Regions from separate parts of the Homo sapiens genome. Here regions 1 and 2 are each linked to region 3. Evidence: chromatin loops called from intact Hi-C (ENCODE). Cell type or tissue: sigmoid colon. All regions are shown on one strand. Links, peaks and the distances in the headings refer to the core of each region. The heading gives the core; the rest is flanking DNA. Region 1 overlaps FAM114A1 (family with sequence similarity 114 member A1). Region 2 overlaps TMEM156 (transmembrane protein 156). Region 3 has its middle 12 kb from the start of TMEM156.

Region 1 (7,958 bases), core at 1,275-6,274, 120 kb before region 3:
ATGGCAAAACCCTGTCTCAAATAAAAATACAAAAATTAGAGCCAGGCATGGTGGCACTGCCTATGGTCTAAGGTAGATGTAAAACCGGGTGAGCTGGCTGGGCACAGTGGCTCACGCCTGTAATCCCAGCACTTCAGGAGGCCGAGGCAGGTGGATCACCTGAAGGCCAGGAGTTCAAGACCAGCCAGGCCAACAAGGCAAAACCCCATCTCTACTAAAAATACAAAAATTAGCAGGGTGTGATGGCACATCCCTGTAATCTCAGCTACTCGGGAGGCTGAGGCACGAGAGTCACTTGAACCTGGGGGGCGGAGGTTGTAGTGAGCCGAGATCACACCACTGCACTGCAGCCTAGGTGACAGAATGAGACTCTGTCTCAAAAATAATAAAAATTAAAACGGTAAAGAACTTTAGAAACAAATTGTTAAAGAAAATGTATTCCATCCTCTTAACTTGACAAACATACTTGTATAATGACCTGGAAGGCCAAGTTCCCATTTGAATTCCCAGACTCCTCAAATTTGAATTCCCAGACTCTGCTTCAGCCTGCCTGCCTCCTATCTGCAGCTCTATCTCTCACCCCAGGGAACGTTATGTGGCTGTGGGAGGATGCCCTAGTTCAAGCTCCAGCCATACCCCCTGTAAGCAGCACCTCTTAGCTATCCCGTGGGCTGAGGGATACACAGCCAGTGGCACCATCCCACTGTCAGGAGCACAGCCTAGGGAAGAGTTCCATGCAGGCTGTGAGAGGGACCCTTTGGTGACCTGGAGAGTATTCTAGAATGGAGATGTGGGCTCTGGTGGGACCATTTCTTGGGCCTGGGGACTCCCCTGTGTTGAAGCCTAAAGGCAGTGTTGGATTTCCCTGCCCTCTGAGGGCTTATTGTCTTCTGAGTCACATCAGCATAAGGAGAGAGAGTGTAGAGAGGACACTCCCATGTTTTAAAAGCCTTGCCTAGAAATGATGCACATCATCCCTGCTGACAGTCATGATGCACATCTTCTCTGCTGACAGTCCATTGGCTGAAACTCAGACCCCATCATGGAAATATAAGGAATTACTATCGTTACTATTTTACTAGATTGATTCTAGGATGGCAACAGGCATGGCGATGCGGTGTTTGATAAAGGTTAAAGAGAAACTAATCATTTTCGGCTGGGCGCGATGGCACACCTGTAATCCCAGCACTTTGGGAGGCCAAGGTAGGCAGATCACTTGAGGTCAGGAGTTTGAGACCAGCCTGGCCAACATGGCGAAACCCTGTCTCTACAAAAAATACAAAAATTAGCAGGGAGTGGTGGCGTGTACCTATAGTCCCAGCTACTCAGGAGACAGGCAGGAGAATCGCTTGAACCCGGGAGGCGGAGGTTCCAGTGAGCCAAGATTGCACCACTGCACTCCAGCCTGGGCAGCAGAATGAGACCCGTCTCAAAAAAAAAAAAGAACAGAAAAACTAATCATTTTCATCACCATTATACTCCACAGTTAGGAATAGTAAACAAAAATCTTCACAATGGCAGCACACACCTCCTTTCAAGGAAAAGATTTATAAGACAGCCTCTCTACCCTGTGTCCTGAACAACACTCAGCACTGTGCCAAGCATATAGTCAGCATTCCATAAATACTTATGGAGAAGTGTGTGATTATGTCATATTTATTATTGGATTGAACTAAAGATTCAATGCACATGGCCTTGGCATAATGCAATGAGCTAGGAGAAAGCAGGAGAGATGCTATAGTGGAAAGATGCTGACAAAAGAGTGCTTCGCTAAAGAAAACCCTTCCCAGGGGTGCCCCAAATGGAAAACCCCAATGCTCTCCCTTCCAGATGATTGCCATCCGCCAGAAGACATAGGCAAACACAAATGTTCCACAGGTCTGCATACCTTTTCACTAAGCATGGTATTCAAACACATTTATTCAATAATTAATGTTAGAAAACTGCAGTTTAGAAAATAGATCTGAAGCCTAAGAATACGTTGATGCACATCTGGGACCCTGACCCCTAAACATGAGTGTGCGAGCTGAAATGAAGAGTCTGAGAAGGTCAGGGCAGAACGGAGTGGCGTGCAGCCATGAGTCTGGGCACATTTACTTCCACCTGCTGAACTCCACGCTAATGGGTTTTGTGTTGATGACTTCCTGCAGAGCTTCCTCCCAGAGCCTCAGTGCTGGCTGCATTATGCCCTGGCAATGAGCTTTAGCAACTTTTAGGAAAATGGTGTCCTGGTATCCCAGATGCCCTCTCTACCTCTCTCAGTTATCCCGATGTGCTCATCTATTACCACAATGAATATTAAAACCTATTCCAAAGAGGACTACGGCTCCACCGCTGTCTCTCTCGCCAGAGCAAGAGTTTGACCTGCAGAATGAAAAAATAAAACTTTACTACTTTATACTTATACTTAATATTTTATAAGGTGCCTTCCCTGTGCCCTTTTACCATTTTGGAAATTCAAATCAATCTTCAGAGAATGAGCGGCCATCTGTACAAATAATGTTCTGTTTTTTTTGAAACAGGATCTTGCTGGAGTGCAGTGGCACAATCATAGTTCACTGCAGCCTCAAACTCCTGGGCTCAAGCAGTCCTCTTACCTCAGCCTCTTGAGCAACTGAGACCACAGGCGTGCACCAGCATTCCTGGCTAATTTTCTTAAAATTTTTTATAGAGATGGGGTCTCACTATGTTGATTGCTTGAGCCCTCAAACTCCTGGGCTCAAGTGATCCTCCCGCCTCAGCCTCCCAAAATGCTGGGATTACAGGGGTGAACCACCATGCCTGGCCTGTACAAATAATTGTTAACTGTATACAGAGGATAGTTTCAAAAGAGGGGCTCTAAAGACAGTGAGCAGGGAAGACGTCAGTCCCAGCATCACCTCCTCTGTGAAGCCCTCCCTGTGTGTACCCTCTCAGTTCCCCAAGGGGGAAGGACAGTGCCCTTCCTAGTGCTTCCCTCCACTGTACCCTCCTCTCATGCCTGTCATAGTTGTTCTTGGTTGACACAGCCTCACTCCTTTAGCCTGCAAGATGTTGGAGAAGAAAAATGTGTCTTGTGCATTTTTGTAAACCCAGTGTGATAACTGACATCTAGCAAGTATATATGTGCATCTATAGATGCGTATTTATTTATGTTTATATATGGATGCATGTTTGTTTATTTATTTATTCATTCATTTATTTTTTGAGATGGAGTCTCGCTCTGTCACCAGGTTGGAGTGCAGTGGCGCGATCTCGGCTCACTGCAAACTCCGACTCCCTGGCTCAAGGGATTCTCCTGCCTCAGCCTCCTGAGTAGCTGGGATTACAGGCATGCACCACCACACTCAGCTAATTTTTGTATTTGTAATAGAGACGGGGTTTCACCCTGTCGGCCAGGATGGTCTTGATGTCCTGACCTCGTGATCCGCCTGCCTCGGCCTCCCAAAGTGCTGGGATTACAGGCGTGAGCCACCGCGTCTGGCCGTATGCATGTATATTTATAAGTATTGAGCATCACTCTAAGTATTTTAAGTAGATTACTTCATTTAACCCTCAAAACAACCTTATAAGGAGGTGCAATTAGTTTCCATTTTATGGATAAAGAAGCTGAGGCATTAAAAGGTTAAATAAGTTACCGAAGGTCATAGTAAGTGAGGAGCTGACATTTGACTGCAGGGTTGATGTCAAACTGCGTTTTTAACCACTGTGATAGAAGAGCTACCACCACCATTTATGCAGCACATACTGTGTGCAGTTGTGCAAAGTATTTCACATTTTGTATCTCATTTACTCCACAAAGAATCTCCCTTTAAAAATGAGAAAACTGAGACCCAGAGAGCTTATCTAACTTGCACAAAGTTGCACAGTTAACATGCATCAAGCCAACATTCAACCCAGCGATACCTCCCACACCATGAATCACTTTTGTCCTGGGAAAACTGGGGACCGCTGTGTGTAAACGTTATTAACGAGAAGAAAAGATGACAGTCGTGCTGACCTATTTCTTTTTTCAGGTTCAGTCATTTTTAGCATCACTTGATGGAGAGAAGCTGGAACTCTTAAAAAATGACCTAATTTCCATTAAAGACATCTTTGCAGCCAAAGAATTAGAGAATGAAGAAAATCAAGAAGAACAAGGTAAAGGAAAATAACTTAAATAGCAAGACAAACTGTTGGCATAATCCTTACGAAACTGCTGTTAATGAACACAGCCCTTTGAATTACTTAATTCAAGTGCTCCTCCTCCATGCTTCCAAAAGACACTGTGCATCTGCTCTTGTTACAGGAGCTGGTCACATTGATTTATAAGACTCTCTTTCACTGGTCGGGAACTCCTATTGGTCCTCTGGTGTTCGGCACAATCCCTGGCACATCACAGGCATGCAGTAAATGTGAATGCATATAGTCAGATAAACAAAGACTGCAATGTGCTAAGCAGAGCCCTGATGACTAGAGTTTATGCTGCCACTTTTTTTTTTTTTTTTTTGAGATGGAGTCTCGCTCTGTTGCCAGGCTGGAGTGCAGTGGCGTGATATCGGCTCACTGCAACCTCCACCTCCCGGGTTCAAGTGATTCTCCTGCCTCAGTCTCCTGAGTAGCTGGGATACAGGCGCTTGCCACCACGCCCAGCTAATTTTTGTATTTTTAGTAGAGACGGGGTTTCACTATGTTGGCCAGGATGGTCTCGATCTCTTGACCTCATGATCTGCCTGCCTCGGCCTCCCAAAGTGCTGGGATTACAGGCATGAGCCGCCTTGCCTGGCCTATGCTGCCACTTATAATTTTTATCTGCATGTGAAAGTTATTTAGTGTGATTAATGTTGATGGTGGGCAAATCTTTCCCTGAATTTTTTTGTATATTTTTCTTATTCCTTTTAATTTATAGGTGTAAGAGTTCGGGTATATTTGCAGGTGTCCTACGCTCTACCTAAAAAGTTCAGTTCTGACAAAGTCTGTACCATTTTCTGACAGTGCACCAGGGCATGCTACATCAGGTTGGCAACCACACTTCCCAATAATCTTCCACCCAGATGATAACTTGACCTCAAGGAGATTAGAACTTATTTTATGAGAAGCAAGGCTTCCTTAAGAGGGGAAAACTTATTCTCTGGGTTGGGCATGGTTAATGATTCCTTTAGGTTGTCCATTTGGGAGCAGAAGAGAGTAAAACATTTGCTATGTACTTGAAGAGAGATTTCTTACTGATGTCATAACCACCGACCCACAGTTGTTTTGTGTAGGTTATGCTGAAAGGTCAGACAACCTCAGAGACAGGTCTGGCTTCTCCTAGGACCTTTGGAAGGGTCCCATTTGAAACATTTTCACCATTTTCTTGCTATATGGCGTTAAACAAGTTATATACCCTTTCTGAAATGCAGTATCTTCACTTGTAAAATGGAGACAATGATATATATATCAGGTTCAAGAGCTGTTGTAGGGGGTCATGTTAGATAATATATCTAAAAACATATATTACAGTGCCTGGCACACAGAACTGCTCGAAAATGTTAGCTGTGCTTATTACTTAAAGTGCGAACACAATGCCAGGAAAAAGTAAAGGTGCAATAAAGTATAACTTTCATGTATTATTATGCTCGTTGTTATTACCCGGCATGCAAAGTAATGAGAATGTGCATTCTTAAATCGCTGGCAGTGTTTTGTGCCTGATGTGTTACATTCTTTTAATCAAAGCTCTGACACAAGAGCTCAAATGCTTGAGCCTTGATGTTCAGGGCGAAATTATTCTAGGCATTCAGAAACTGTCATTTAGACACCCTTTCCCTCTTTAGCTCCACACACTGACCTTACATGCCTTCAGCTTAATGAGATTTATGCTCATTGCATCAAAATAAAAGAATCAATTATACTGAAGCATAGAAAGAGGCCGTATCAGAGACAGTTGGGAATCATGTTTTTGAGCATTAGTATGTTCCTCCCGGAGTCACAAAGGATGACAGCCTTGTCTTTGTTTTTCTAATGAAGAAACTAAAACACTAGCTGTCAAAGGTCATGTAGCTCGCCTTGTGGACCCAGGATGAACTAATAGATGCCCCTTTCCCAGACTAGCAATCACCAAAAAGAATCAAGCTATTTCTCTTCAAGAGTCATGGTGTCTGAGGTAGACCTTGGTCCTATTAAGGGTGTCATTTAGAAAGGACAAAAAGAGAATCCCAGATTCCCCCCAACATCAAGGAGATATTGTTGCCAATGCAACTAAAGAAATATTGCATCCCCAACTGGTGCTATTCCTTGGAGGGGAAACTTAATTTCAACTTAAATAGAAAATGTTGCTGTAAGTGATGTGTTCTAGTCTTAGTGTAGACCTTCAGTAAATTCAGTTTCTTTAAATACACATTCACATATACACATAGAAAAACCTGAAGTGCGAACAGCATGCTTTAGCAATGGTAGGTTTGCCTCGCCTTAATTTGACAAAACCCTGTTATCTCCCATAATATATCAATTTTCCCAAGAGGGCATCTCCAGATTTTCAAAACACTGTTAATGTTAATTAACTTAATTTAATAAATAAATGTCCTTCAGAAACTTAATGAAGAACTGGGAGAAAAGAATAGACGTTGTCATTAAATCAATCCAATTATCGAGTGTCACAACCCCAGAAAGGTTCAGGGATTATGCAAAAGCTGTCGTAAGGAATCTTTGCAGTGGGGGAAATCCAGGAGCAATCCAGCAGAAAATCTAGGAGCAAAATTCTGGAAGAAAACTGAGCATTTTCATCCATTTTTTTCCTTGTAAGCATTATGTTCCTAAAAGCCCCCTAACAACTAAATAATTTATTTGGTACTCTCAGAAAATGTAATAAACTATCATTTTTTAGATGAATTTAATATCAGTCTCCTCTGCATTTAATAATGTTAGCTAATGATTTGCATGTTTGTTTTTCCAGCAGAGTGTAATTTTATCACACTGCCATAGATCCCTTAATGTGATTTACCATGGCTGAGAAGAGATTTTAAAAGGCCATTTTCTATTTTTATTGCTTCGGTGAAGATCTTCTTGGCCATGTGTACAGACCAAGAGTTGTAGTAATAGGTATTGTTTGTTGCAATATTTATTATCATCTGTTTTTATCAACCTCCATTTTTCTCTATGATTTTTTTTTTCCAAAATAGTTTCTAAAACTTGCTTTGTATGTTTTACAGAATTAATACACCTTTAAAAGCTGGAGCTCTACAAAGTGCTTGTATCTTAATTTAGTGTTGATTCCTCCCAAATACTTTTAATCTCCCTATGTTTGTATCAGTGTAGCACATAATTTGTTTACATAAAACTTTGTGTTTACAAAACACTTTCACGTTTGTTGCAGTATTTGGTCCTTACAACAGCTGTAAAGAGGATATGAGTGGGTTTTATTGTCCTCAATTTTCAGAGGAGGCAGTGGAAGCTGAGGAAGCTCTGTGACTGGCCCCAGGCCACAGAACTACCAGATGCAGGAGCTGGGTAGAATCCATGCCTTCCAAGTCCCAGCCCAGAACTCTCTGTGCTCTGCAACACTGCCTCATACAGAGTGAGGGGCAGGCAGTTTGGGAAGAGACCTTGTCGATGCTGCCCAGGTGTGCCCAGCCCCTCTCACTGTCCCTCCCTGGGGAAGACTAGACCAAGACCTCTGCCCAGCAGAGAGAATCTCAGCTTCTGATGGAATCAATCTAGCTCTCTAGCTCTGTCTCTCTCTCTCTCCCCTTTTTTTTTTTTTTCCAGATAGAGTCTCATTCTGTTGGCCAGGCTGGAGTACAGTGGTGCAATCTCAGCTCACTTCAACCTCCGCCCTCCCGGGTTCAAGTGATTCTCCTGCCTCAGCCTCCCAAGTAGCTGGGATTACAGGCACATGCCACCACACCTGGCAAATTTTTGTACCTTTAGTAGAGATGGGGTTTCACCACGTTGGCCAGGCTGGTCTCCATCTCCTGACCTCAAGTGATCCAACCACGTTGGCCTCCTAAAGTGCTAGGATTACA
Region 2 (7,919 bases), core at 2,920-7,919, 77 kb before region 3:
GAGGGCGATTTCCCCCATACTATTGTCATGGTAGTAAGTCAGTCTCATGAGATCTGATGGTTTTATAAGGGGAAACTCATTTTGCTTGGCTCTTATTCTCTCTTGCCTGCCGCCATGTAAGACATGGCTTTCACCTTCTGCCATGATTGTGAGGCCTCCCCAGCCATGTGGAACTATGAGTCCATTAAACCTCTTTTTCTTTATAAACTACCCAGTCTTGGGTATGTCTTTATTAGCAGTGTGAAAACAGACTAATACATATATGTACCACATTCTCTTTATTCATTCATCCATTGATGGATCTGTAGGTTGGTTTCATATTTGGGCTACTTTGAATAGGGCTGTAATAAACACTGAGGTGCAGGTAGTTCTTGGATATATTGATTTCCTTTCCTTTGGATAAATACCCAGTAATAGCACTGCTGGATCGTGTGGTAGTTCTATTTTTAGTTTTTTAAGAAACTTTCGTACTATTTTTCATAATGGCTGTACTAATTTACATTCTCACCAACAGTGCACAGGAGTTTCCTCTTCTCTGCATCCTCTCCAGCATTTATGTTATTTTTTGTCTTTTTGAGGATGGCCATTTGACTTGGAGTGAGATGATACCCCAGCATGGTTTTGATTTATATTTCCCTGATGATTAGTGATGTTGAACATTTTTTCATATACTTATGTCTTCTTTTAAAAAAAAGAAGTCTATTCAGAACCTTTACCAAAGTACATAATTCCCAGTTCACAGAAGATTTTTTAAATGTATATTTTAGTTTTCATGGCTCTAGGTTAATCTGGTAATACACCTTACTTAAATTTTCAAAACTTAAGAACTCCTTTCCACTCATTATCCTAAGATTGCCATCCATCATAATAGTACAAATAGTTGGAGATGGTGAAGAAACATGTAGACAGAAAAAGAAGTAAAATAGACAAGGAGACAGAGAAGGAAGTAAATGGAGTCAAATTATGAGAATAAACTGTGTCAGAAAATTGAGTCCAAGTCTTTATTCCACAATGTTTGACAGAAAGGGAAAGGAAGATAGTTCAGAGAGAGAGAAACAGACAGGAGTTCTCTACTGACAGAAGGAGAAGGTAAGGATGGATGCAATTCAGTACAATATTTGTCTATTTTTGAATTTTATTTTACTAAATATTAAGTAGGTACTAAAGTTCATTTTACAATATATATAAGCTATATAGAATTGTGACCCAATGAACTCTCATACACCTGCCCCCAAGTTTATAAAAGAACATTATCCTTGGGCTAGAAGGCCCTGATGTGTGGGCCTCCAATTCCATCCCCTTACAGATAACCTGAATCTACAGCCAACATCTGGCTAACTCCATTAACCCAGATGACTATTGCTTGGGAGAAGCAGGTTGGAGAGAAGTGAGTACCTATCATCAGAGACTCAGAAGCTGGAGATGATATGGTTCCCTCTCTCACTCACAGTCTGGTAGGGAAAGAGAAATGAATACAACTAGCTGTGGTACAAGGCAAGATGTGAGAAGTACCATGATAAGAGGACTAAATCCTAGAAAAACACAGAAACAACAGACATTGTTCCATCTGGGGTGAGCAGGGGAAACTTCATGGACAAGGTGGCCTATCTGCCTTTCGTGTAAAGGATTTATAAAGATGAAAGGAAAGGGCAAATGTAACAATCATTAAAAAGGCAGGGAAAAGAAGGTGGTCTGAATGACTATTTCATCCAGGGATGACTAAGTATAGGAGAGGGAAGAGTCCAACTTCAGGCTAGGATGAAAGTACAGAGTTTGGTAGAAATCCCCTGGAAAATAAAAATTCTTCTAGAAACTAAAAACTAGCTATAAGTTTGGGCAATATTTATTTTCTGCACACGGGAGTCTGGAAGGTTGTCATGTGTGTCTCATCTCTCCTCCTTTCTCTGCCTACCCTATCACCCCTGCATCAAATCACTTACCAAGCACCACCAATTCTCCATCCATATCCTCTCTTCTATCTCTTCTTTTTGTCACTCTAATTCCACTGTGTGCTTAATGACTGAAAGACTCCTGCATGGTGCCATGTTTCCTCTCTCCCTCTTCAATCTACACCTGAATCCTTTGAAAGGCAGGCTAGGGACCTGGCTGCTTAGCAGGACACAGAGGTCAAGGAGGTGAGTGTGGCTTACAGCTGGGGAGGAAAGCCTGCAGTGAGAGCCACGAACACAGGACTAAGCCACAGGTCATAGGGAGGGGGTATGGGTGGGTCAAGGTCAAGTTTGGAACCAACTGGAAAGCAGGGTACACGAAAAGCTAGTGGTGTCAATGGGAAGCCTTCAATCATACCAGGCACCAAGGACCACTGGTTGGTTTTTACTGGGGCCAGTTGTATGGGGAGGGGGACAGAACTACCAGGCTAGGGGAGGCACACAGAACCAGTGACCACATAACAACTCCAGTGAGATGTCTTCTTCCAGGGCCCAGTTCACCCAGCCTCCTTGCGCTCCTTGAAGACATCTTTGACAGTGCTCTCAGCCGCAGCCACTTCTCTCAGGCACGCCCTCCATCCATTTTGCTCCCTTTGCCCTGTCTCTACCCCACAAGGCAGATTGTAGAAGCTGCACAGGTTTTGCAGCCTGACCAACCTAAGACTGAAGAATATCAATCAATAGGATTGGTGAGCTTCACTTGGCCTCAGCTTCCTCAGAGAGAATGACACCTGTTTCAAGGCATCATTGTGAGGAATAAATGAGAGTACACGGGGCCCATGCCAGGTGTAGAGTGAAGGCTCGATAAATAGGTCTTCTTAATTTTTCAGAGACAGGGTCTCACTCTGTTGCCTAGGTTGGAGTGCGGTGGTACAACCATAGCTCACTGCAGCCTCACACTCCTGGCCTCAAGCAATCCTCCTGCCTTTGCCTCTCACAGTGCTGGGATTACAGGTGTGAGCCACTGCACCCGGCCTAGTGCTTTACCCAACAAATATTTACAAAGAACCTACTGTGAGCCAAACACCTTACCAGCTGCTGGGGATTTTATGGTGAGCAGAACCAGACATGTTCCCTGTCCTCATGCAGCTTCCAGTCTAGAGGGGAAGACAGACATTAATTCGTAACCACAAAAATAATGACAAAGTAACAGGTATGAAAAGGGCTATGGGGGCTGAGAACGTGTTTATTTGAGAGGTTTGGTGATTCTGAGAATCAGGAAAAGCCATCTTCAAAACCCTGCTCAAAAGCCTGCCCTAATTCCTCCCAACTGGAAGTGATCCTATTGGCTTGTAAATTCTCAGCAGGAAGCATGCATCCTGCAATTGACACTTAGCTTACCGTATTGTGTCCAGTATTTTCACCAGTGGTGTACACATCCTGTCTCCTCTGCCAGAGTGTAAATTCTCTGTAGGCAGAGTAGGCCATCTACATCTTTGCGTGCGTCACAGTATCTGTTAAAAGTCGATTATTTTAATGAATCGGCGAAATTAGCTTCCTGAAAGCTGCCACAATTTAACTGGACTCGAAGCTTTATGTTTGCTTTTTGCAAGCCAAGTTCTCATTGATTTCTAAGTCATTGGTCAGAACATAAGAGGTGGTGTGTAGGGAAACAATAATTTGGCTTCTGAGAAATTGCATAATATCCATACCTCACAGGGTGTAATGCCCCTTCACTACCGCTGAAAAATCCCAGACCTGAGTTTGACTCACCTATTATTTAGGGATACACAGACCAGAAAAAGTGAGACTACTGTAATTCCGTTTGCGAAATCTTCAATCTCTAAATTTTACAATTAGAATCTCAATTTGTGATCTAGAGAAAAAATAATCGAATACCAGAAAAAAAAACCTCTGTGTGCTGGAATATTCATGCCTGTTAGATTGCTTATGTAGGAAGGGAAAAATATCTTTTCCTCCTACCCTTTTAAATTCAGAGCTGAATCCTTTATAATAAAAGATTAACCAGAGAAAAACATAGTGGTTTATTTAAACAAGTTCTACGTAACACAAGGGCCATCCTCAGGAAGTGAAGATCAGAGGAAACAGTTACACTTGAGTGTTTTTAGTAGTAGGTTTGATGAAGAATGGAGAGACACTTGCAGAAATATGATCAGGCAAAAAGAGTACTAGATCTAATAGGAATAAATGGAGGGAAACTTAGCAGAGCCCGTTTGTTCAGATTCTCCTCTGGGTCCCTGTGTCTTGGGAGATAGGGAACTGCCTTTCCTCTGTGGATACAGGAAGAGCACCTCTCACATGAGGGTCCTATGATGTGTTTTAGAGGAAGGTCAGCAAAGGTTTTATTACCTGCTTCCGGGGAGAAAGGTGGCAAAGGAAGGTCAGAGTAATATTTCCACTTAAAATTTGCCATTTTCTCAAATCCTTCAGCTTAAAAAATTCAGTTTGCCAAGGTGCCATATTTTGGGGCAGCGTGTCCTCAACCCCATCACTGATTATTAAATCTGACCCTGCAGTTAATCCTGTAAATCAACTCAGATAAGCAACTGTAGCCATATAATGATGGCCAGGAGATTAAGTTCCACCTTAACTCTGGAAAAGCATGTTTATATTTTAATGTCAAGAGCTGCCCTCTTGTCTATATGTGCTTTTTTATTGTTATTAGTAACTATAATTATGCTTGACATTAACAATGGCTATAACAAATATGAAAGCCAAAAGAATCAAAGGAAACGTTTTGCTATTAAAGTACTTAAGTATTTTATTTAAATTCGTTTTATTGGTATCTTTGATTTTTTTTTTTTTTTTTTTTTGAGACAGAGTCTTGCTCTGCACCAGGCTGTAATGCAGTGGCGTGATCTTGGTTCACTGCAAACTCTGCCTGCCAGGTTCAAGTGATTCTCCTGCCTCAGCCTCCTGAGGAGCTGGGACTACAGGCGCGCACCACCACACCCAGCTAATTTTTGTGTTTTTAGTAGAGACAGGGTTTCACCATGTTGGCCAGGATGGTCTCGATCCCTTGACCTCATGATCCTCCCACCTCAGAATCCCAAAGTGCTGGGATTACAGGCATGAGCCACTGCGCCTGGCCTCTTTGAATTTTTTTAAAAACATCCTGGTGCTAAAAGGCAGCAAGATTCATAAATGCAAACAAACATATAAATAAACAACCAGGCCCTCTTCCCTTTTAAATAATCTGTGAAATAAAAATAATCTATCTGCATAGGAAACAATTATCAAATCAGCATCTACAATGTGGCCCAATAAAAGAAAGGGTTTTCATATTTGATCCTGTTTTTGGTTCCTCAAAATTAAAAACTTGGCTCCACTCTGTGCTGTATAATGATAGATTTTTTTTAAGAAGAGAGAGAGTGGGAATTCTCTTGCTGTTTCCATGGGTTTCATCATCTTTTTTTCCATGACTCATAATGGCTTCTTGCAAACACTCTTGTTCCCTTGATCTCATGGAGCGAATGAATGCTCTTAAGCTAGTTTTCATCAACCAGTCAGCATTCCTCCTGCTTTCCAACTGTGCATCCTCAGCTGGACACAAACATTTTCCAGTCTACTCATTCACAAAATAAACTTCTGAGTATTCTTCAAAGGGCTCGGTCCAACTTGCCCGGGGATATTCTGAAGATTTAAATAAAAGCAAGAAAATATTATTCACACAAAAATTTTGTTAAGTGTTACTTGAATTAGAATGGGCAGAAAACAATTTTAAAACCGTTTGTTAAAACTATGGCTTATAAGACCACCAAAAAATGTTCTCAAGTCTCTGATTCAGGGCTCTTTCAGGGCAACCTGACCGCCTCAGCCTCCCAAAGTACTGGGATTACAGGCGTGAGCCACCACACCCTTCCATGACTTCTTTTCCTTTGGGTAGATACCCAGTAGTGGGATTGCTAAATGGAACAGTAGTTCTATTTTTAGTTTTTTGAGAAATCTCCATACTGTTTTCTGTAGTGGCTATACTAGTTTACATTCCTACCAGCAGTGTATAAGAGTTCCCAAAGTTGGGACAGTTATTCTCCCTTTTCAGGGTGACCCCAGGACTGATTCTGTGTTACGCCATGACACCCCCCATTATATCCCTAAGAAGACATTGTGCTCAGTGATAACAAACTTCTCAGCCTAGGACCAAGGAAACCTAGAGTCTCCACTAACCTCTGCTGCTACAGCATGTTTGGTTTATTTTCTATATCTATCAAATGAAAGTGTAAGTGTTCATGCCAGTTTCTTTCAATTATAACATTCCATGATTCTAACACAGAGACATAGAAATTGGGATTTATTCATTTACTCAACAAATCCTTATTGAACATCTAAACGCTAGGCATCATGTCCTCTGAAGGAGGAGTCTCTCTATCGTGCTCCCCAAGTCCCTCTCTTCACATGTGAACACCTTTATCATGTTACTTGAGTCTTTATTGGAATTAGGGCTTCTCTAATCTGACTCCTCCATTGACTACATTGTTGTTTTTGCCAATGAGTAGGATTCTCAACATACAGTAGGTGGTCAAAAATCATTTGGTGAATGAACAAAGAAAGAGGAACTCTTCAGATGCAAAGATAAGCATCCCAGAATGAACAACCAGAATGAGAGGTCTCGAGCATAATAATATCCAGTAATATTTCATTGACACAATCATATGACTACACTATATGCTACTTAGGAATTTCTGAGCCAACAGCAGACCCTGGTTGCACTGAGACCCAAAGTACTAAGACCTGCCTCTCTTTAACCTTGAACACAGACAGATTCTTGGCACTAAGTTTCAATTTGGCGTATTGAGCCATCGACGCTGGATCCCTTTGGCTGCCTCTCCCAATCTGCCCTCCACTCGTTTCCACCCTACTTGGTGCCCTGGGAGGCCAACTTACATAACTGCCTCCGCTGGGCTCCAGTGCCCTCTGGCTCTGGCTGGGTTTGGTCAATGGGGGAGTACTAGCACATTAGAGGAAGAGATGATGGCAAAGTTGGGGTTTGTTTGTACAAATTTATGGGGTACCTGTTAACTTTTGTTCTATGTATATAATGCATAGTGATTAGTGATCAAGTCAGAATACTTAGGATATCTGTCGCCCAAGTACAATACATTTTTGTGTAATTATAGTCACGCTACTGTGCTTTCACACATTCAATGTATTCCTTCTATCTGACTGTACATTTGTACCCTTTAACCCATTTCCCTTCACTTTAATCCATTTCCCTTCATCCTCTCCCCACAACTTACCTTTCCCAGTCTCTGTTCTCTATCTTTCCACTCTACTTCCATGTGATCAACTTTTTTAGCTCTCACCTACAAGTGGAGAACATGTGATATTTGCCTTTTTGTCCGTGGCTTACTTCACTTGAGATAATGACCTCCAGTCCCATCCAAGTTGCTGCATATGGCACGATTTCATTTTTTATGGCAAATATTTCATTGTATATATGCACCACATTTGTTTATCCATTCACCTGTTGATGGGCACTTAGGTCCATTCCATATCTTTGCTATTGTGAATAGTGCTACAATAAACATGTGAGTATAGGTATCCCTTTGCTATAGTGATTTATTTTCTTTTTCCGTTTCTTTCTTTTTTTGTTTTTTAAGACATGGTCTCATTTTGTCTCCCAAGCTAGAGCGCAGTGGCATGGCATGAACACAGCTCACTGCAGCCTCAACTTCCCAGGCTCAAGTGATCTTCCTGCCTCAGCCTCCCCAGTAGCTGGGATTTCAGACACGTGTCACCACGCCTGGCTAATTTTTGTATTTTTTGTAGAGACAGGGTTTCACCATGTTGCTCAGGCTGGTCTCGAACCCCTGAGCTCCAGCAACCTGCCCACCTCAGCCTCCCAAAGTGCTGGGATTACAGATGTGAGCCACCACACCCTGAGGTGATTTATTTTCCTTTGGGTAGATACCCAGTAGCGGGATTGCTGAATGGAAGAGTAGTTCTATTTTAAGTTTTTTGAGAAATATCCTACTGTTTTCTGTAGTGGCTATACTCTTCCTACCAACA
Region 3 (7,958 bases), core at 1,629-6,628:
AAAATTAGCCGGCATGGTGGCTTGTAGTCCCAGCTACTCGGGAGGCTGAGGTGGGAGGATCGTGCCACCGCACTCCAGCCTGGGTGACACAGCAGGACCCTGTCTAAAAAGAAAAAAAATAATAAGACAGAAAAATGACCTTACTGTGCAGAGAAAGAAAGAGAGCCTAGAGGGAAGGAAACTAGGCAGGTTGCCTGCAAATTTATATCTCCCCTTGGGGATGGAAGTTTGTTCCTGGAAGAATGTAAATGGAGAAGAGAAGCTGAGCAAATGAATAAAGTTATCGGTGTTGCTTATATTTTCCATAATATAGTAATAATTTCATTTTTATTCTCCTTTAGATTTTAGCAAAGTTCACTTAGAAATTCTAGATTGGTTTAGCTGTGGTGAAGAGAGCTGAGGCTGGGCGTGGTGGCCCATGCCTGTAATCCCAGCACTTTGGGAGGCCGAGGCGGGCAGATCACGAGGTCAGAAGATAGAGACCATTCTGACCAACATGGTGAAAACCCGCCTCTACTAAAATACAAAAAGTTAGCTGGACATGGTTGTGCAGGCCTGTAGTCCCAGCTACTCAGGAGGCTGAGGCAGGGGAATCACTTGATCCCAGGAGGTGGAGGTTGCAGTGAGCCGAGATCATGCCACTGCACTCCAGTCTAGCAACAAAGCAAGACTCCATCTCAAAAAAAAAAAAAAAAAAAAAAAAGCTAAGGAAATTCTCTTTCTTGTCTTTTCTTTTTTTCTTTTTTTGTATTTGGGCCAAATTGACAGGTGAACCAAGAGAAACCAGAGTGAGAATATAAGGTAAACTTCAAGGGACACACTTTTAGTTGGATTTACTTGGCCACCTTTCTCTCCTGATTTGGAGATTTGCTTCCCAGGGGTACGATCTGGTCATATTTATATAGCTCTCTATTTTAATGAGACTGATTCCACAGGAGGCTGTTCATGTCAGAACTTGGAGAGCAGAAATACTACTAAAAGAACTCCTAAGTCCTCTAAAAAAGATCACATTCCTGGGATCCAGATTTTGAACATATATACTGTATATAATCATAGTTTAATCTTTTAATCCTCCCCACCCACACACCCAGTAGGCAGAGTACAAAATGAAAAATCAAACCGTTTCTTTATTAAGCGCATTTACATACTAGGGTTAAGTTCTCTTTACTATGTATTGGTATTACACTTTAACCAGACTAAAACATTGTTAACCTCATCATCATAATTATCAATTAAAATTATTTAAGCATTCACAAAAGACATCCTACTGACATCATGTATCAAATTATCAGTAGAGTTGTCAAATTTTCTGATTATGGCTGTGTTTCCTCTCATGGAAAATTATTAAGACTTTCACAGCATGTATTGATCCATCATACCCCTCTGATTCTATGGATCCATTTATGGGCAAAGTTATAAGATCTCAGCGTAAATTCTTAGCTGTGAATGCTTCTTCAAATCCTGTTCCTTAGTATTGCCAGAATGAGAGATAAAATGCCTTTTCAAATTCTACGTTTTTTTTCTTTTGAGATGGAATCTTGCTCTGTCTCCCAGGCTGGAGTGCAGTGGCTCAACCTCAGTTCACTGCAACCTCTCCCACCCAGGTTCAAGCAATCCTCCTGCCTCAGCCTCCCAAGTAGCTGAGATTACAGGCATCCATCACCACGCCCAGCTAATTTTTGTACTTTTGGTAGAGGTGGGGTTTCACCGTGTTGCCCAGGCTGGTCTCAAGCTCCTGACCTCAAGTGATCCACCCACCTGGGCCTCCCAAAATGCTGGGATTACCCGCATGAGCCACCGCTTCCGGCCAAATTCTACTTTTAAATAAGGTAAATGTGGGCTGTGTTTTAGACCTTATTAATACATCTAAGTCACATGATTCAGTTATAAGATAAATTGCACGAAAGCTGTTTGGCCACTACAAAAGGAATACGAGCTATCTCTCCTATTTGGATTCATTAATTCATTCAAAAAATATTTGTTGATTATCTACTATATGACAGATGTGGTGAATAATAGGCACTGGAGATTTAAAAGTAACAAAACAAAGCTCTGCTCTCATGAAGTTTACATTCCAGTGGGAGCATAGAGATAAATAAACAGATGTATATGTCAGGTGGTGCTCAGTGCTGAGAAGTGAGGAGTTGGGGGGCGGGTTACAGGTTTACATGGATAGTCAGGAAAAGTGACATGATGGAGGAGGGAGTTAGCTGTGAGAACAGCTAAGAGCCTGCTAGACAGAGGAACATGTGAAGGCTGCATGGGCAAGCACTTGGCCTGTTGGCAGAAGAGGAAGGAATCCAGTGTCTGGGAGTAGCATGAGAGCCCATGGAGGCAGCCAGATCACAGGGGATGTTTTATTTAATTGTTTTTACTGGGCTGATGGAGCAAATGAGCTGAAAATACAGATCAGTAAATAAAATAAGTTTCAGGATAGAACAAACAATATATTTCACCAGGAAAAATAAAAGATCATGTATGGGAATGCCTATTTCTTTCTTTCTTTATTATTATTATTATTATTATTTAGATGGAGTCTCACTCTGTCACCAGGCTGGAGTGCAATGGCACAATCTTGGCTCACCGCAGTCTCCACCTCCCTGGTTCAAGTGATTCCCCTGCCTCAGCCTCCCGAGTAGCTGGGATTACAGGCACGTGCCACCATAACCAGCTAATTTTTATATTTTTAGTAGAGACGGGGTTTCACCATGTTGGCCAGAATGGTCTCGGATCTCCTGACCTCGTGATCCACCTGCCTTGGCCTCCCAAAGTGCTGGGATTACAGGCATTAGTCACCACGCCTGGCCGGGAATGCCTATTTCTTAAATCAGGAATTTTTACTGCAATTGTTATCTGATTAGATTGCAATGCTTTTCTAGTCTTTCTCATTATAAACCTGAAAGAAAAATGCTGAACTAAAAATCCAAGACTGAACAAGTAACTATGAGCAGGGAAGAAAAAAAAAACAACTATGAGAAGAATGTCATTGCGGTTAATGTACACAAAGGTAAACACTGAAAAATCCAATAAGGGCTGAAACGTAGTACCAAATTCCAAAAATTCAAGCAGTGGGTTTGTTTACACAATTGTCTTTTGTGTTTAAAAACAAAGTTACTGAGGTCATTTTTATCTATGGGCGTAGGTGTCATGGCACAGGAGGTGGAGGGTGTCTCTTCCACATAGCTCCGATAAAAAATGTATCCTGTACTTTGTGGTTGGAACCCTCCTTGGGAGAGTTTGTGATGTATCTTCTTCCTGACTGTAACAATCTTAAATTGTCCCATCCGCTTCCCTTTGAACTAGCTGTCCATGTGAGTACTTCATTCTTTTACATCATATTGTTTTTTCCTAACCACTTCCCCAAGTGGAAGTGCACAAAACATCCCTAAATAGATCTCCCAGCCACCCCAGGCTACCACAATTTGGTTATGTTATTTGATTATCAGTCTTCTGGACCACTTGCTTTGCTTGCATTGGGTTTTTATTACGGAGACAAACTGAAGAGCTCCTGAACAAATGTCATCTGGGGGGGAATGACCACATTCAACCATCACGGACGGAGAGCATACAGCTAACTCAGAGTAGCAAACACTAATCTACGAATAATGAACATAGGCATTATTTTAAGAACCAAAAGAAAGCACGTGGGCATTTGGTTTACACATCACTCAGAGACAAAGTAAGGAAATCCCTCCCTTCCTAATGCATCATGAGCTACGGGGGGCAGGGACCATAGCTGTTTTGCTCAAACCTGATGATGAATTAATATGTAAAGTACTTTAGTGTTTTCATAAGGCGCCAAATAAATTAGTTGTTATTCTCACGACCTAGCATATAGGAGTTCAATGTTGGGTAGAGGAATGAATAAAGAACCTACTTTTTCTGATTCTTATTATTCCACCACTGGAAAACAATGATTATGGTCACAGTGCTGAGGATCATAATTTCGATGCCACAAACCCACCACCTAGAGCACACTAATTATCAGATTATTGCAAGGGGAATGGTTACTGAGGCTGGAGAAGGGAGGCGAGTCTTAGTGAGTTCCCTTTAAGCTCTGAGACAACAGAGGCCGCCTCTCTCACGGCCTTCCAGCCCTGCAGAGGGACCTCTTCCTAACTTCCACCCCCAGGAATTCCCCTAACCCCAGTTTCAAGGGGCGGGGAACAACCAGAATCTTTGTCAGGTCCTCTACGCCACGCCCCCTCCTCGCCAGAGCCCCGCCCAGCCTGACGTCCCCTTCCCCCACTAGCTCCTCTTGCCACAGACGCTCCCGTTCCCCCACCCCCTTCCCCGGCTCGGGCCGTCCCCACGCCGCGCAGGAGAGCAAAGAAACCCCCGGCGGGGCAGTGGCGGCCGCGGCCTCTCCGGGCGCGCGACCCGGCGAGGGGGCGGGGCCTGGCGGGAGGGGGCGGGGCGGGCAGCCGACTGCGCCGCGCCGGGACTGACGGGCTAACCGGTCCCCTACCCCCACCTACTCGCCCGCCCCCTCCGGGGCCACCCGGGGACTCTGACCCCCCGGCCTGGCGCCGCCTGACGGAGCGGGAGTGGCTCGCTCCGGGCCGGCCGGCGCCGGGGATGAGGCTGCCCGGACAGGGTCTAGGGGCGCGCGAGGGGCCGAGCATCCCACTCAGCTCGCCGGCCCCGGCCCCCGCCTCCCCCGCTCCTCCCGCCTGGCCGCCCCGGCCCGCCGTGACCCACGGCCGCCTCCGGAGCCCGACGCGGTAAGTGCGACTTCCTTCTCGGCATCGGGGAGGGGGCCGCCTCGGGCAGGGCCCGCTTCCCGCCCCCACGCGACTCTCACGCCCCGCTGCGGCCTCCCGGAGCGCGCGGGGCGCGAAGACGCTGCCCCTCCCGGAGGCGGCTGCGAGGCCCTCGGGTCCGGAGGGGCTGGGCCGGGCGGGGGCCTCCGCACACCGCGCCCGGGGCTCGAACCCCGGCCCGGCCTCCCCGCTGCGCACCCCCGAGCGCCGGAGCCGGCGCCCGGGCCGCCCTGGAGTTGTGGAAAGTTGTGGACGCGGTGCTGGTGGCCGGCAGTGAGGAGCGGACTGCGGTGCACCCGTTGCTGCTTTCCCGGACTGTCCCTGCCAATAAAACAAACTGGAAACCATTTCGGATTTTTTTTTTCCTCTCCTTATTACTTGCAGGCAATTTTGACCTAAGTTTTTAAGCTTTTCTTTTAAATAATACCCTCGCCCCCGGAGTGTGGAGAATAAGACGGGGACTTCATTTTCCCGAGACCCGGCGTGCCTGGTGAAACTTTTGCATTTAGGCATTTATTTCAGTGCATGCTCTGGGATCAGAAGCTGGCGGTAAAAGTTTGCTATGTCAGAGAGTAAAGCGTTACTGTCGTTTTTTATCGCTTCATTTCATTTTCAAAAATATTCTTCAGTAGTCGACAAGTTCACAGAATTCAAAAGGTACAAAAGGGGCAGACAGGCTCACCCCACCCACCCCTGCACCCTCCCAATATTCTGTTTCTGGTGTCTTCTTCCAGAGGTTAGATGTGCGGATGCCCCTCCTGCTTGCTTTGAAAAATGAGCTGCTGTTATGTGCCTGGCATCTGCTGGTGCTAAATAAATGTTGATTCTCCTTCCTGTTAGGAAACAGTTTAATAACTCTTTTTGGTTATTAGACCTCTGGCGGCAAAAAACCAATCATGACTTTTTTTTTTTTTTCTGGTTTTCAGCATTTACAGATTTGACTGCATTGTGAATGTGTATGTCCTATTGGCTTGTTATGACTTATGTGAATACTTTTACACAAAGATGAATACACTGACGTTGTTGGGTAATTGGGCAGGGAGGGCAGAATCAACATGAAATTGTAAGAAGATGCAATATGTACAATATATAGTTCCAGAAACTATATATTTGAAGCAATCTAGCGACCATGTAGTACCATAGGATAAAACAAACTAAATGGGAAAATTGAGGTAGAGCAGGAAAAGAAGAACACAAAGTCAAGAAAAAAGATAATACCAAGTTCCTATTTAAAAGATCCTGTACTAGAGATGAGTCACAGTTTGGGCCTTGGGCTTCCTGGGAGCTAGGTAAAAAGAGAAAAAGGAACAACATAAGTTTCAGCCTGTTTTGTCTGGGCGCGGTGACTAACGCTTGTGATTCCAGCCCTTTGGGAGGCCGTGGCGAGCGGATCGCTTGAGCTCAGGGGTTCAAGACCAGCCTGGGCAACATAGTGAGACCCCTGCTTGAAAAGATAAAATAAAATAACAAAGTTTCATTTTGTTTCTAATTCCAAGATTAGAAACAAACCAGTTCTGCCCTAACCAAGGCGTTTTCCAGTAATGAGGCCTGAGAGGCGTATTTTCCTCCTGGGCCCTAATGAAAAAAGGAGATATGGGATGCAGTTGACAATATCTTTAAAACGCCCCTAAGGAAAATAGTGAATTTTGCACGACAGTGTTTTTCAATATAGGAGAGTGATAAAACTGTTAATAAGTTTTCTGAAGGAGTGGAGTCACTTGATCCATTTATAACATTTAGAATGATCTAGAACAGTATTTCCCAAACTGTGTTCTAAGGAATGAGAAAATATTTCCTTTCTTGCAACAAGATTCTGAGCTCAAGTAAGTTTGAGATAACTAGATTAGAAAATTGGTTTTACTACAGAATTTCTTGGAGATTTACTATACTAATGTTCAAGTTGCTGTTTTAAAGCGGGATGTATTTTGTAATATTTTCCAAATCTATATGACTATGTAACACAAATTGAGGACCACTGAACCTAGAAAAATAGATGAATTAGCTGGGCACGGTGGCTCACGCCTGTAATTCCAGCACTTTGGGAGGCCAAGGTAGGTGGATCACTTGAGGTCAGGAGTTCAAGACCACCCTGGCCAACACAGTTAAACCCCGTCTCTACTAAAAATACAAAAATTAGCCGGGAGTGGTGCCACGTACCTGTAGTCCCAGCTACTAAGGAGGCTGAAGGAGGAGAATCGCTTGAACCTGAGAGGTGGAGGTTGCAGTGAGCTGAGATGGTGCCACTGCACTCCAGCCTGGGCAACAGAGTGAGACTCCATCTCAAAAAATAAAAAAAGATGAGTTATCTATTCTTCAGGCAGTTCTTCATTAGTATTTCTTACAACTGAGGTTTAATGAGAATTGGAAAGCAAAGAGTTGAAGTTAGCCAATTTGTTAAGGACCAAAGTGAAGATAATCTAAAAGTCGGCATTTTAACATACTGTATAGCAAAGGAGAACACTACTTTCCCCCGAATTCTTTCACATTTCTTCATTGTTCTGCAAGTTGCCTGTTGAAGGACCTCTAGGGCACCTTCTTCTGTGCTTCAGGGTACTTAGTGTCTATGAATTAGACTAGGCATAGGCAAGTTGAAGTCCTTGAGGAATGACTTTATTCTTGGATGTAAATATGGGATTGACATTTTTTATCACAAACACTATTTGTACTGTTAATTTACTGTCAAATCATAAGCATTCCATAGCTATGAGAAACCTAAGAGAACACAGTACAGAGTGGAAAGAGCGAAGATTTGAAGCCAGAAAGTCTGGGATTGTGTCACTGCTGTATGTGCAGGGTTGTTTCCAGCCGGTTGATGAACCTCCCTGAATCTATTTCCTTATTTGTAAAATTAGAATGATGAGAGCACATAAATTCATTTATGGAATAAATGTTGAGAATCTACTGGGTACTGGGTAGTAGAAAAACAGCTTTAAGAGAACAAATGAAATAATGTATCAAGAATCCTTCACTGTCTAAATTTATTCCATTCCTGAGTGCAGGTGGCAAGAGTATGGAAGGCAAGGAATTGCACCTATCCAAATGTATTTGGTTCCAGAGTTCGAGATGGCAAGTACAGAGAGTTGAGAGAATGAGGTGTTGGTCCAAAAATTTATCAGAATCCATTCGGTTCTTGTGTTCGGATGATGAGTTTGGATAATGAGGGGCACTTCCATTCCAAAGTATTCTCCAAATGAT

What was found. Hi-C counts contacts between places; a loop is a spot of excess contacts. Peaks named below come from ENCODE experiments on the same cell type or tissue, not always from the same donor. Only the 100,000 strongest peaks of a DNase experiment are listed, where the experiment ranks them.
Region 1: a loop joins it to region 3, with 6 times the contacts of the local background. A loop is called at or near these places in 8 of 110 quality-filtered maps.
Region 2: a loop joins it to region 3, with 2.9 times the contacts of the local background. A loop is called at or near these places in 7 of 110 quality-filtered maps.

Annotation. Positions count from the first base shown.
Region 1 is chr4:38,918,775-38,926,732 of GRCh38, forward strand. It overlaps FAM114A1 (family with sequence similarity 114 member A1), which reads left to right. Exons shown (of 15, transcript NM_138389.4): 9 at 3,996-4,119. Among named protein-coding and RNA genes, the nearest start is that of MIR574, 55 kb to the left of the region's middle. In sigmoid colon, for the core only: no CTCF peak of the experiment used is centred there; a DNase peak (open chromatin) is centred at 4,327.
Region 2 is chr4:38,962,099-38,970,017 of GRCh38, forward strand. TMEM156 (transmembrane protein 156) reads right to left here. Exons shown (of 7, transcript NM_024943.3): 7 at 4,646-5,543. Among named protein-coding and RNA genes, the nearest start is that of TMEM156, 66 kb to the right of the region's middle. In sigmoid colon, for the core only: no CTCF peak of the experiment used is centred there; no DNase peak of the experiment used is centred there; H3K27ac peaks cover 171 bases.
Region 3 is chr4:39,040,373-39,048,330 of GRCh38, forward strand. It overlaps a transcript of KLHL5 not described here. Among named protein-coding and RNA genes, the nearest start is that of TMEM156, 12 kb to the left of the region's middle. RefSeq lists a silencer at 4,235-4,964. In sigmoid colon, for the core only: no CTCF peak of the experiment used is centred there; DNase peaks (open chromatin) are centred at 4,219, 4,759 and 5,019; H3K4me3 peaks cover 3,027 bases; H3K27ac peaks cover 2,457 bases.